Linked DNA regions of Homo sapiens: region 2 is linked to region 1. The links are chromatin contacts, found by Hi-C or POLR2A ChIA-PET in ENCODE. All regions are on one chromosome and are shown on one strand. The core of a region is the stretch at or near the end of the contact, and the rest is flanking DNA. Distances in the headings are between cores, read along the strand shown. Region 1 has its middle 140 kb from the start of LINC01811. Region 2 overlaps LINC01811 (long intergenic non-protein coding RNA 1811).

Evidence for each region. A loop is a pair of places that touch in the nucleus more often than their neighbours do. ChIA-PET counts read pairs that join two places held with the same protein, here RNA polymerase II (POLR2A). Pooled maps may share reads with other maps.
Region 2: a loop to region 1 is called in a pooled map, with 2.2 times the contacts of the local background. The contact joins two enhancer-like sites. A Hi-C loop is called at or near these places in 1 of 168 maps with a recorded cell type or tissue (esophagus muscularis mucosa) and 6 of 50 pooled maps. POLR2A ChIA-PET finds 5 or more read pairs at or near these places in 1 of 52 experiments (OCI-LY7).

Annotation. Positions count from the first base shown.
Region 1 is chr3:34,013,768-34,020,677 of GRCh38, reverse strand. No RefSeq gene overlaps it. Among named protein-coding and RNA genes, the nearest start is that of LINC01811, 140 kb to the left of the region's middle. RefSeq lists a silencer at 6,567-6,861. Within about 2 kb of position 3,322, at least 4 of the 41 ENCODE cell types and tissues checked have a DNase peak (open chromatin) inside an H3K27ac peak, as active enhancers do; they include OCI-LY7, where a contact is called at or near this core.
Region 2 is chr3:34,195,505-34,202,414 of GRCh38, reverse strand. The region is part of intron 2 of LINC01811 (long intergenic non-protein coding RNA 1811); the gene reads right to left. Among named protein-coding and RNA genes, the nearest start is that of LINC01811, 40 kb to the right of the region's middle. RefSeq lists an enhancer at 3,819-3,928. Within about 2 kb of position 1,699, at least 3 of the 41 ENCODE cell types and tissues checked have a DNase peak (open chromatin) inside an H3K27ac peak, as active enhancers do; they include OCI-LY7, where a contact is called at or near this core.

The sequences.
Region 1 (6,910 bases), core at 2,073-4,572:
CTTAAAATAACAAAGCTTTATTTCTCACTCCCACTTCATGTCCATCATGGGTCTCCTGGGGGTTCCTCCAGATCATTATCTCACTCTAGGACCACCATTGATGGAATAGCCACTATCTGAAAGAATGTTCCTGGGTAGGGGGTGATGGAGCAATCTCATACCAGCAATTAATTTATTGGCCAAAACTGATCACATAACCTTGCTTAACCACAAGGATGGAAGTACAATCCTGCCATGTGCCAAGAAGGCAGACAGCTGGAAATATTTGATGAGCCACATTAATTGCTATTGTGTAGACTTTAGTATCAGGGCTGAGAAACTCTCTGTGTGCTGTATGTGGACCACTGGAGTAACAATGACAACTTTGAAAACCACATATAAAGATGGGGGTGGAGGAAACTGAAAGAATATATCAGTCATTGGAACAGTGTGCTGGGATGATAGATTTATGAGTGTTTTCTGTTTCTTTCTTCTATTTTCCAAATTTGTGACAATATTATTTGATTTTGCATGTAATTAAAAGATTAATTCATTTTAACTCAATATATGTGTATTGAAGGTCCATTTAATATGGGCACTGTGCTAGTCACCATAAAAAATACAAAATGATAAAGTCAGGTTCACCAATGACTATCTTCAACAATGTGAGTGTGTGGTGCTGGTGAAAGAGTGGAGAAAAGTTAAAATGCTGAAATAAACAGCCATGGATGAGGGTTTAGACAGTGGGAAAAGAATGGTGGAAATGCTACTGAGGTGAACTGAGGGAAGAAACATTGAAAATGACCACTTGAGGAAGAAATAACAGAAACAATGACTTCCAGGAGGAGAAGGTGATTTCAGAACAAAGATGACAGCCTTGGTTTGGATCATATTGATGCATAAAGACAAGAGGGAAACTCTGGGACTGGAGTCCATGTTAGTGTTGGATATGTGGATATGCTGATGTGTGAATCACCTGTTCATGAATAGTACATGAATCTGTGGAGGTGCATAGGTTCCCAAGGGAGAAGAGAAAAGAGAAGAGGAAAATTCTCAGATCGTTTGAATCTCTGACTGTGGTGTTTTGTTGTTACGGTGGTGGTTCTACGTTTCTTTTTTTATTTCTAAAATGACTTGGAAAAACTAATAAAGAACACTATAAAAATGAAAACAAAAGGAGAAAATAAGGAACCAATACACGTACCCTCCAAAAAGGAAACCTAACTTCAAAGTTAGCCTGCCTTGTGCTAGGAAGGAAAGGAAAGGAAAGAAAAGGAGGGGAGGGGAGAGGAGGGGAGGGGAGAGGGAGAAAATAAAATTCATGAATAGTTTTAGCAGAGTTTTAGCACAGAAAGGGGAAACACTGAAAAAATATATATCCTTCTCAGTGGATTTCCCAAACACCACAAGAAACATCAAAAATTATTAAATTCCCAATTACTGCCATACGTACATATGTTTTTCACAGCTGGAAAACAAAGTTGAAAATCAACCAGGACAAGTGAGCAGAATATAGATGCACTTGAAGACTTTACCAACCCCCAAAGGGGTCGAGCAATTCAAAAGTTAAGGTAACAAGAGAAGATTTCCCATGGGGAAATGCCTGCCTCAGAGTGTAAGACAGAAATGTTGGTCTGCCATTACTCAGAGCTCCCTCAACAAAACAGTGGTCCAGTAAGCCAGGCTCAAAGCTGACCTGAACAGCAAGCAAGGTACCAGTGTCTTTTAAACAAGATAACCCTTTATTGCCAAAACTGGCTGGAATTAACAACTGTCACTCCCAAAATCACTGATAGACACACAGAAAAACTCACAAGAATCATTCATTTTTTTCTATCTATGGCTCTAGTGCCTAGAATAGAACAGGGTTAATAAAGGTTTTTGGAACCTTAGGACAAAAAAATTGAGCTTCTAACAGTCCAAGTGTTTTGTCTAAGGCCAAGCAACTGGTAAGTTTTGATTCCTTGTCCACGGTTTTCTCTACTTTCTTGGCCTGCCCATCCTCCTAGCTAATGTCACACACAGAACATCACATGCCCAAAACACCACATTATATTAACCACTTGTTTTCCTTGAGGATCCCAGGATGAAAATTAGCTCAGTGTAGATGGCTTGCAGTAATTCTCCTCTCTCCTTCCTTCACAATGTTATTTTGCAGCTCCTCCCATTCGGTTGTCCTTGTGACTTGCTTTGATCAATGGAATATGACAGAAGAGGCATTGAGACTGAGCCTCAAGAGATCTGAGCTGCTTCCACATGCTCTCTTGGAAACCCATGCCCACCATGTGAACAAGCACAGGTTAGCCTAAATGCCTACCACTCCCTCCAAATTCACAGTCTTTCCAGAGTCAGACACGTTAAATGACTTGCCCAAAGGCACACAGCAAGTGTAAAGGCAAAACTCAGTATAGAAAGCTTAGCTTAGCCAGGCATGGTGGTGTGTACCTGTAGTCCCAGCTACTTGGGAGTCTAAGGCAGGAGGATTGCTTGAGCCCAGGAGTTCAAGGATGAAATCAGCTGTGATCATTCATGCCACTGCACTCCAGCCTGGGTAAGAAAATGGAAGGAAGGAAAGGAAGGAAGGGAAGGGAAGGGAAGGGAAGGGAAGGGAAGGGAAGGGAAGGGAAGGGAAGGGAAGGGAAGGGAAGGGAAGGGAAAGGAAGGGAAGGGAAGGGAAGGGAGGAAAGGAGGAAGGGAGGAAGAGAGGAAGGGAGGAAGGGGAAGGAGGGAGTGAGGGATTCCACTTTAATGCTTCTTCCACTACAACCTGTAAAAATGTCATTTAATTAGGTTAAACAAAGGGTATTGGATGAATGAATGAAGCCCAAAACTGAAGACTTTCACAATGAAATCTCTGCTCTACACTTGCCACCCAAGTTCCAGGCCCACATTTCTGATAGTTTACTGGATATGACCACTGTAATTACCCTCCATTCCTCAAATCCAAGTTACATCTTATATCCAAAACGAAGCACCAGATTACGTTGTTGTTTTTGTTGCTTTCCATTTTCCTTTATTTCCTGTAGTGTATGGTGCCAGAAAGACCAGGGTTCAAATCCCAACTCAGCCACTTAATTGGCTGTTGTAACATTCCTAAGACAAGGACAAAATTTACCGTATAAAAATACAAATCTCTTTGACCTGAACTGCCCTACAATTAATTTGCTGCCTAAAAATAGCTTTTCCCAAAAAAAAAAAAAAAAAAAAAAAAAGGAGGAGGTGTTAACCTAACCAACATCTCTGGAGAAACAGCCAAAGCAACTTTACAGAGGCAGTTCCTAAAAATGTATCTGCAAGTCACAGGATGTGGCTTTTTCAGATGTGACATGCCACAGGAAAAGCGCTGAGAGCTGTTGTGTTTCTGCAACTTATTATACGTGTTTAATTAGAATTTGTCTGTCAAGAAGCAGCTTAAGCAGCAGTTATCAAAAGGGCATAAATATCTTGGCATCAACCCTTCTGCCCCAGAATTTAAATAGAACCAAAAAAAAAAGGCACAGGAAAAGGCAAGGATGCTTTGGCTACCTTGTCATATGAGCTGGTGAGGTGAGTGACCAGCTACCAAGCTCACAAACCAGCCCAGAACTGAGGCATGCTGGCACATGTCTGCCTGGGAAGCTTCACCCCCTCTCTGCCCACTAGGTGATTCGTTTAATGTTTCATTTTATTGGCTCCTGTCTTTCCTTAAAATGTGAAATACCTTAAAATGTAAATTTCCTTTTATTTCCTGGAGTACGTATGGCGTCCTCTCTGGGCCAAGAAAATGCACAGATGACAACAACAGATGATCCTTTGCCTACAGTGACAACTTTTTACCTTTGGTAGCTATGGCAGCCATAAGGCCAGGTATGGTTGAGGCTGTATGGTCATGCTACTGCTTAAACAGGGAAGTGGATCTTCTTTGTCCCACAGCCCCCTTTGCGGGGGCTAATAACACCTTGCTTTTTAGCAACTTAGCAAAAGCTACCACTTTACTGGGTTTGTAGAGCTGTACCCTAAAGACCAAGTTTAAATATTAGATTAATGCACAAATAATTGCGGTGTTTGCCATTGCTTTCAATGGCAAAACCGCAATAACTGTTGCACCAACCTAATAAGAAGCCTGGAACATTCTAGGGAGGAAGCAGCCAAGATCCCCAACCCTGGCTCCTCCAGATTTAAAGATAAGGCAGTTTATTAGGATGTCTTCAGGGACTCCAACCAAGGCCCACAACAGGGCAGGTCAATGAAACCTGAGACAAAATTTCCTCTGAAAAGGGAGAAGCCAGTCTAGCTCAAGAGCCAGGGTGTCCCTAGGTACACACTGGTCCCAGCCGTTAGGTCCAATACTGGACCTCCCCACACAGAGCCAAACTCATTCGTTTGCTCATTGTCGATGGATGCCTTTGTGCTACAAAGAGGGGGGTTGGGTAGTCACGACAGAGACCATATGGACTGCAAAGCCTAAAATATTTACTATCTGGCCCTTTCCAGGAAAAATGTGTTGACTCCTGATTTAGGGAATGGCTGGCTAAAGCTATGATATGACCAGGAAGTCTGTAACTTTGGAGCTGGATCCTGGAGTACCCTTAGGCACACACTGGTATCTGAACTCACAGCTGGTGAGTGGACAAGCTGAGACTCAAACCCATGTCCTTGGGATTCCAAGTCTGTAAACCAAATGAATATAAACTACCTTTCAGCAGGAAAACACTGAGTTCAAATGACTGCTACCAACCTAGGCTTGCATTCCAGGCCTTCCTCCTGGGCAGAGCCACAGGGTGTCATCCTGTCTAAAGAGTTTGCTCTTAGAACCCCCTTGAACCACCTCCTAGCTTCCCAGTCAATGAAGCCTCTTTGGGGACGGGAATGGAATTCAAATATGTTACAATAATTTCACAAGATAAACCACAACCAAGACAGTTGGCCACTTATTGATGTATTGCTTTGAAGCTCCAAACTCACCCTTCAATGCCTGCTCTGCCATAATGAACTGGACTCGCAGCATTTCTCCTTTATGGTAAGCACAATGTCAAGGTTTGTCAGTAGAGGGCGATGGCAGGACATTGCAGAAGGAAGGGGCTTCTCTTTTTGATTCCGCTTGCTGTTTTGCTTTTTCTAGCTTCAGCTGCATGTTCTGTCAGCAGAACATGTGGATGGGGACATTGTCCGGGGGTGCTCTGCCCCAGCTGCGCACCCAAAGCAGGCTTCTCCAGAAATCTTGCAGCCTTGGCCCAGGCTCAGTAACCACTTTGCTGCAGCCCTCCAGTCAGTCACTGCATAGTCTGGGCCTTGTTCCTGTAGTGGCATCCCCACGAAGCCCTGCTGCACACCTCCCAACCTCAGCTTACCTGTGCCGCCTAAGGTTGTTGCTGTTTGCCCAGTTATGTAGACTAGCTCTGGCCACTGCAACCAAGCAAACGTCATTATCCAGGACCCTGCAATTGAAGATCTTCTTCTATGAGATCTGAATACTAACCTTCACACTTGTCTTTCCCTGGGTATGTTTTGGTGTTCTTTTTCCATCTTTGGATACACTATCTTATCATAGCTTAATAATTCTTTATATTAAATTTCCCCAGTATTGAAGTCACTGAATACAGTGATTGAAGGCAGACTAATTCAGTGAGGAAAGTCAGCCAGTGACAGGGATGTGCTGCTGCTCTCCTGAAATCACTCTAAGAGACCAAATGTTTACATATTTGAATGCCCCTCAGAATGGGCAGATATGTGCTATTAAAATCCATTTGTTGATGAATGAATGAATGAACACATAAACAAACTCAACTATAGCCGAGAAATAAATTGTAATAAGGGATTAAATGGGCAACCTATAAAAAATAGGATGGTCTGACACAGAAACTCAGGAAGTTTTCTTGATACCACAGAACACTCTACACAATATCTCAAGCCTGTTTCTAAAAATCTATGTTTTCTCTAAGTGTATATAATCTACGCCTGTCCCTATTAGAATGTCTATTTCAATCCTCTTCAAATTCTGCTCCTTTATGTCACCATAGCAACCCACATCCCTTAATAAACAATCAAGAGATTTTATTAAGAGAATTATACATGGAAAGCTTGATTTTTTTCTAATATTCTTATGTTTCCATTATGAAAATCTGGCATTTCATAATGTACACCTCCACAAATTAGGCCATCCAAAAGTCCACTGTTTGGGTGCTGGAATATACAGCTTCAATCCAATTGCTACTTCCCCCAACATCCAGCAACTATACCTCGAAAGTCTCAAATACATGAATGCGGCACAGCAAATAAGGAAAATGTGCCCTTGCCACACGCTCATTATAATCCCCAGAGGCCATTATCATAAAAGCCTCCTTCCAGGTTTTAGATAGAGAAGTGTGATGTCAAGTGAGAGCAAACGCCTCTGCCATGCATAGAGCTGGCGTCAGCTAACCAGCCAAATTTCCCATATGTGTAAAATTTTCACATTGATAACAAGTATTTTAATTTTCTCTCCTTGAAATAAAGAAAACTGGTATTTGTTAGGCTCTTACTTGATCATAGGCAATGTGCTTGGTGTTTTACATGATTACTTCTAATCCTCAAATAGTTCTTCAAGATGCTAGATAGTATTATCCCCATCTTATCCGTGGTAAAACAGAGACTCAGAGAGATTACATGGATTAAAACTCTCCTGTTGAATGACAAATCCAGACAGTTCTGAAAGTTTGTTTTGTCTCCCATTTTTAGTGACTTAGCAAACAGCAAGGTCAACAGGTCTGAGTTATCTCAACAAAAGTGTAGGTGGATAACAACCCAATTGCTGGGCTCCAAGGCTCCTTCTTCCTGAGGATACCAAGAAGCCTCCATTGCTGTGTAGCTGCATAGATATTCTTCCTGCCCCAAACCTATAAATACAAGGAGCCTGATGGAGGTGGATCTCCTCTTTTCTGGAAATTTGGTCACAGGGCTGCACATCCCTAGA
Region 2 (6,910 bases), core at 450-2,949, 180 kb before region 1:
TAGAAATTGCTGTGGACTTTTTTAAAAATAAAGGAGTATGCTATAACAAAAGCATCTTAGAAAAAAAATTTTTTAAACAAAAAAGGAACAATTAATTTTGTTAAGGAGGATTCAAAGACAGATAACCATACTGAAAAGATTGAAAATGAAGGTTTTTAACACAGACACAGGGAGGAGAACAACACACACTGGGGCCTGTAGGGGAGAGGGGAGGGGGAAAGAGAGCATTATGAAAAATAGCTAATATATGTTTGGTTTAATACCTAGGTGATGTGTTGATAGGTGCAGCAAACCACCATGGCACATGTTTACCTATGTAATAAACCTGCACATCCTGCACATGTACCCTGGAACTTAAAATTTTTAAAAAAGAGAAAGAACAAAAGAAAAAGAAAAATATAAAAGAAAATGAAGGTTTTAAAGGGCCATGTGAATTTACTGTAGCAAAATAGTTTTAAAACAACTATTAGCACTCTCAATTTTCATTAATTATATCTATAATTTAAAAACTATTAAATCAATCTGGCCTGTTGAATCACTGCATAATTCTTCCAGGCATTAAGATTACATTAATTTGTAATACACCACCTTCCACAGGAGTTGTATTTCATATTTTATAACCCTCCCCAAAACACACACACACACACAAATGCTAAATTTGTTAACTTTCTTTTCAAGGAATGCACACTTTTACAACATGGATTACACAATTATAGAGCAAGCCCATGAAACCTAAAGTACATTCCATGATACATTACTTCACTGGGGGCATTAGTAGGTAGTCCATGAATAAAGGGCACAATATATAAATAACTTTGCGAAACGCTGGACTGAGCAGATAGTTTTACTTACTGCAGGATTTTTCAAAGCTTTTAGTATCCTAATATGTTTGTGAATCCCAAATTGCAGCCAGCCCTCCAGATCACATTTGCTTCATCTTTCATTTATCCATCATATCTAATCAGATATTTAAGTTCCCTCTAGCTTCTTCCTCTTCCTTCCTTCCTCCTCACTGTGACCAGCCAAGTCTTAGTCCTGGTCCTTTTAATCTACCAGCCTCCTACCTGACCACCTTGCCTTACTTCTCATCCCCCAAGTCAGTCTTCCATAACAGGGGTCAGAAAACTGCAACCCACAGACCAATGCCAAACAGTTCCCTGTTTATTCATAGTTGATAAGCTAAGAATATTTTTATATGGTTACATTTTAAACAGTTACATAAGCACCTAAATAGTATCCTCATTTTGTGTCTTTTTGCAAAGCCTAAAGTATGTACTATCTGGCTGTTTAAAAGAAAGTTTGCTGAGTCCTGCTTGACACCCCTGTCAGATGCATTTATCCTAAATCGCCTGTACTTTTTGTGGTTTCTTCTCACAAGTTATAATGGCTCCTGCTTGTTTAGCCTCAATGACAGAAAACCATGAACAAGGAAAATCCTCTCACTCACCAAGCAGGGAAGTGAGGTCCTTCTTTTGATTTTGGTAAAGAGAAAAATTGTTGTCCTCTGCTGACTCCAGTGCAAAATTAAGGTACACTAAAAGTATAGAAAGTCCCTTTCTGGGGATACAAAAATGTGCACCAGAGAGTGGTAAACAAAGCATGACCAATTTTGTCAAAGCAGAATTACCAAACAGGAAGCAGAAAGTACAGGCAGTGATGCACTGACAAATGTCTCACAGCTGGCTTTCCACTGAGATGCAGGAAAGATTTTAATACCCTAATTAGAGGTGAGAAGCCTCGATGTGTATCATTGCTAATTTCCATGGTGTAAATGCTCCCACCATGCTGGTTTCAAGTTACAAATAAGACACCATGGAACAGAGTTGGGAAGAGATACACTTAATGGGCTTTTACCCTAGTACAGCAGGAACAGAGCAGGAACCAAAGCAGGACCAAAAGAAGCAGGGTCCCATTTCTCTGGGCTTCTGCACCCTGATCACTCAGGAGAAAGGCCAAGCCACCTAGGATAGTGGTTAGAAATCAAGTCGACAGCCAATCCTTGAGACCAGCCTGAAGTTTGGGAAAGTATTTCATCTGCTCCCTTTATGATTTTTGCCTGGGGGCTGGGGAGGTCCACCTTGTTCCTATGCTGAAATTCCTTCAATTTTTTCCACAATGAAGAAAGTTCTTGAAAAGGAAAGCAAGGAAATACACTTATCCACCCCACAGGCCAAATGCCTGATGTCAGACCCTTTCCTTGGGTCTGAATTTGAGAACTATGTAAGAGAAGGCATCAGAAAGAGAAAATTAGAAGAAAGGGAATGAGCTATTATCAAGTGTTTTTCATTAGACAAGAGGTTCAGGGTTCCATAAACTTGGAAGGAATAAAATCCATCTTTATTTTCACTCTTCTTTAACAAGTATTCGGCATTTTCTTCATTTACAAACGTAGGTTATAAACCCACAATGTGATTTTGTCAACAATAGAAATGACAAATATTTCCATGTACAGTATTACAGTTTGGCAGGTAAATCAAAATATCATTTATGTGCTTCTTTACCTCAAATTATAGTAGTTATCAGACCCTCAGCTTGATCTCTTATTTTTTAATACATGAACAAAGAAACATTACATTCTAACACATTTATTTTACCAAAACCTTTTGATAAATGTATCATAGTGTTGCTTTTGTAATTCCACATATTTTGTTTTATAAGTTTAAAAGTAATTGTTCTAGGGGTCCATAGGCTTCACCAGACTGCCAAAAATATATATAGTCAATAAAAGATTGAAATCCCATGGAAGACATTCTAAATATGTTAGTTTATCTAACCATCAAAATGATGCTATGATAAGTTTTCTTGTTCTGCTTTCACTGGTGAAACAAAAATTGAGTGTTAAAGAAGTTAAATGATGACCCCAAGCTTATTCTGTCATTACATGGCAGGGCCAGTAATTGAACTCCAAGTGGCTTGACGCTCTATTGCTCTTCCAGGCCCCTTCACTCTTCTGCTTGCTCCACTGGTAAAAGGAAGGAGGATTTGCTCAGTGGTCTTGATCAGGCCCCAAGTCTCTGAAAAGGTCTCTTGGCTGCTACCAAGTCAAGAGCCCCAGAAAGCAGGCCAGCAGGATGTTACAGAATGGGCAGAAAAGTAGACTCCCAGTGCTATCATTATCCCTCCTGGAGTGGCTCAGCTAAATTAAGCCAGGCCTCAGGGACCCCATCCTCCAGACGTGCTGCAGGGACCTAGCCTGACTATGTGCAGAGGCCTGAAGGGTGTATGCCTCTCCATTATAGAGACAGGTTCCATGGGTTTCGTTGCATACCTCAGCTCAGTGCCAGGGAGCAGGAACAGTATGAGAAGGAGGACTTCCAGGAGAAAAGATGGGGAGGAAATAAATTTTCTCTGGGCTTGTGCCTCTGTCCTGCAGAGTGACTTTACTTCTGTTCAACCATCATCCGTTGGGTCTTCTATGCCAATAATTTGTGAAATACTGAGATGCAAAAACAAGTTGTAGTTTCTACCAACAGGAGCTCATGGCTTAGGGGCAGTTACATGTACTGCTAGCTAATTCCAGGGTCCTTTGATGCTAATTCAGAAATCCCAGGGGGATGCAGAGATGAGAACAATCTCAAGACAGTGAGATAAGAGGAGCAATACAGGGAAGTGCAACAGGATGACAAAGAGGAGTTCATACTGGTTACTTAAGTAAACAACAGAAGTTTCCACCAAGGGCCTGAAAAGATGAATAGGAGTGTTCCCTGCAGGGTGGAGGACTGAATGGTGAACAGGTGGAAATAAGACTGGACTAAAGCACAGCTCACCTTCAGCAAGAGTGCTGAGTTCAGATTCCCCCAAAGGCAGAGCTGAGGCAAGGACTTGAGTGCAGGTGGTTTATTTGAGAGGATATGAAATTGAGGGAGTAGTGAAAGTAAGACAGAGAAGGAAGAAAAGCCAGTATAGAGGACATTTCTGAGTTGTTTACCACCGTAGGCAACAAGGGCTCAATGTACTAGGGGCCTGCTATAAAACCACATGGAACTCATCTCAGCACTGTTCCACTGGGGAATTGGGAGGCCTGAGTGGTTGAGATGAGGTTTGCTCTCAGGGAAATCAACTCCATCATACTTTTCACATTCTGCCTGCATGCAGCTGAGTAGCCTTTGGTGGTTTTGGAGACAGTAGAGAGCCACCCCTCTCTGCACTTGTGTGATGTTGTCTAGTTCATGGAGGGGTTCACCAAGGTGTGCTGAATCCAATAGGCTGAGAGGATGGGAGACATCACAAGAATCTACTACTACCAACATATGGCTTCTCCTCCCTGGACCAGAGGGAAGGAAAAAGAGTAAAAATAGAGGCTGAGAATCACACAGGAACCAAATGCTGCTCAGTCTCTTCCTGAGATTTGGACTGGGAGTTTATAAAACAAAACCAGTCCCTTTTGAGCCTTGTAAGCTGGAAGAAGCTGTTTCAGAGAGTCCTAATGTTTTGAATAGAGCAGGCCTTACCCAGATTTGAAAGTCTGAATGAAAGCCCCCTCCCCACTCCCAAATATTTTCCCCCAACTAAGCCCAAATTTTTCACTTCAGTTCCTGCCAGAAATCCTATCAATTAGATATTTATTTTCATATATTCTTTTTTGATATCAAGCAAATTATCACAATTTCACGTGGTTTCAGAAAATAAGTGCAAAAGGCTCAGGAATTATCCTAAGGAATAAAAATTTTTTTAAGTATAAAGATGTTCATTATAGCATTTTTTATTTTTATGTTTATGTGTTCAATATTCATTTTTAATGAGACAGAGTTAACACACAATAAAATGCACCGATTTTAAGCAGTTTGATGACTTTTGGCAAATTAACACATCCTGCTCTCATAACCACACCACAATCAAGATGTAGAACATTCCATTACCCGCAAAGTGTTCCTATACTCTGTTTGAAGATGATCCTCCTAACTCTGATGCCAGGCAACACTCATGTGCCTTTTATAACTGTAGATTAGTTTTGCTGCTGTAGAATGTCACATAAATGAAATCACACAGTATGTACTGTTTTAGGTCTGGCCTCTTTTATTCAGTATAATGTGTGAAATTTACCCAGGCTGTGGCATGCTTCAGTAGTCCTCTCCTTTTTGTTGCTTAACATTATTTCACTGAATTAATACACCAGAAATATTTATCCATTCAGCTATTGATAGGCATTTAGGTTGTATCCAGTTTTTGGCTATTATGAATCAAATTGCTATGAACATTCTCAAACAAATCTTTTTGTAGAGATGTTTTTATTTCTCTTGGGTAAATATGTAAGGGTGGCATTACTTGGTCATGGGATAGGTGAATGTTTACCTTTACAAGGAACTGCCAAAACTTTTCCAAAGTGGTTTTACCAGTTTTATACCCCCAGCAGCAATGTATGAGAGTCTCAGTGTTTCTGCATCTTTAACCACACTCCATATTGCGCGTCTTTATTTTATTTTATTTTTTTAACAGAGTCTTGCTCTTGTCAACCAGGCTGGAGTACAGTAGAGTGATTTCAGCTCACTGCAACCTCCACCTCCTGGGTTCGAGCGATTCTCCTGCCTCAGCCTCCCAAGTAGCTGGGATTACAGGCACCCACCACCACACCTGGCTAATTTTTTGTTATTTTTAGTAGAGACGAGGTTTCACCATGTTGGCCAGGCTGGTCTTAAACTCCTGACCTCAGGTGATCTGCCCACCTCAGCCTCCCAAAGTGCTGAGATTACAGGCGTGAGCCACCACGTCCAGCCAAGTGTTTTTAATTCTAGCCATTCTGGTGAATATGATCTAGGATCTCTTTGTGGTTTTAATTTGCATTTCTTGAATGACTTCTTATGTTGAACAGTTTTTGTGTGCTCATTAGCTATTTCCGTATTTTTTTTTTTTTTTTGAGATGGAGTCTCACTCTGTCGCCCAGGCTGGAGTCCAGTGGCACGATCTTGGCTCACTGCAAGCTCCGCCTCCTGGGTTCACGCCATTCTCCTGCCTCAGCCTCCCAAGTAGTTGGGACTACAGGCGCCCGCCACCACGTCTGGCTAATTTTTTGTATTTTTAGTAGAGACAGGGTTTCACCATGTTAGCTAGGATGGTCTTGATCTCCTGACCTCATGATCCTCCCACCTCGGCCTCCCAAAGCGCTGGGATTACAGGCGTAAGCCACCGCACCCGGCCTATAATGTTTTTTTTAAAAAATGAAACTACCTACATGGGGCAGGGTGAGGGGGCTCACACCTATAATCCCAGCACTTTGGGAGGCGGGGGTGGGCTGATCACTTGAGGCCAGGAGTTCAAGACAAGCCTGACCAAAATGGTGAAACCCCATCTCTATTAAAAATACAAAAACAAGCCAGGCATGGTGGTGCACGCCTGTAATCCCAGCTATTCAGGAGGTTGAGGCAGGAGAATCACTTGAACCCGGGAGGCAGAGGTTGCAGTGAGCCAAGATCACATCACTGCACTCCAGCCTGAGCGACAGAGTGAGACTCTGTCTCAAAAAAAAAAAAAAAAAAAAAAAAAAACCCTACATGTCAGAAAATAGAGGTTACATATTTACATATACAACATATACAACAGACTTCTTAAGCCTTCCACCAAGATACGGCAAACCATCCTTACCTAATTTATAATTGTGCCTGGAGTTGAGGTTGTTCAGACAGTTCTCATCAATATTCTATAAGTATCCTTTGTTAGCCGTTATTTTCCTCTTTACCTTTATGACAAGTGTCAAGATTTTGATTCTCAGTTTTTGTGATTTAATAATTTTTTTCAAGGAGTCAGTTTCAAATATGTTCTGCGGTTGACATGCTGCAATATATAGTACATACATATACGCATATATATAATTGCTTAAAAATAGCTCATGTGGTCTCATCTATATCATTATGATGAGATAGAGGAGATATTCACATTGGAATCTTGGTGGCTAGACAGATATTCATTGAGTAAG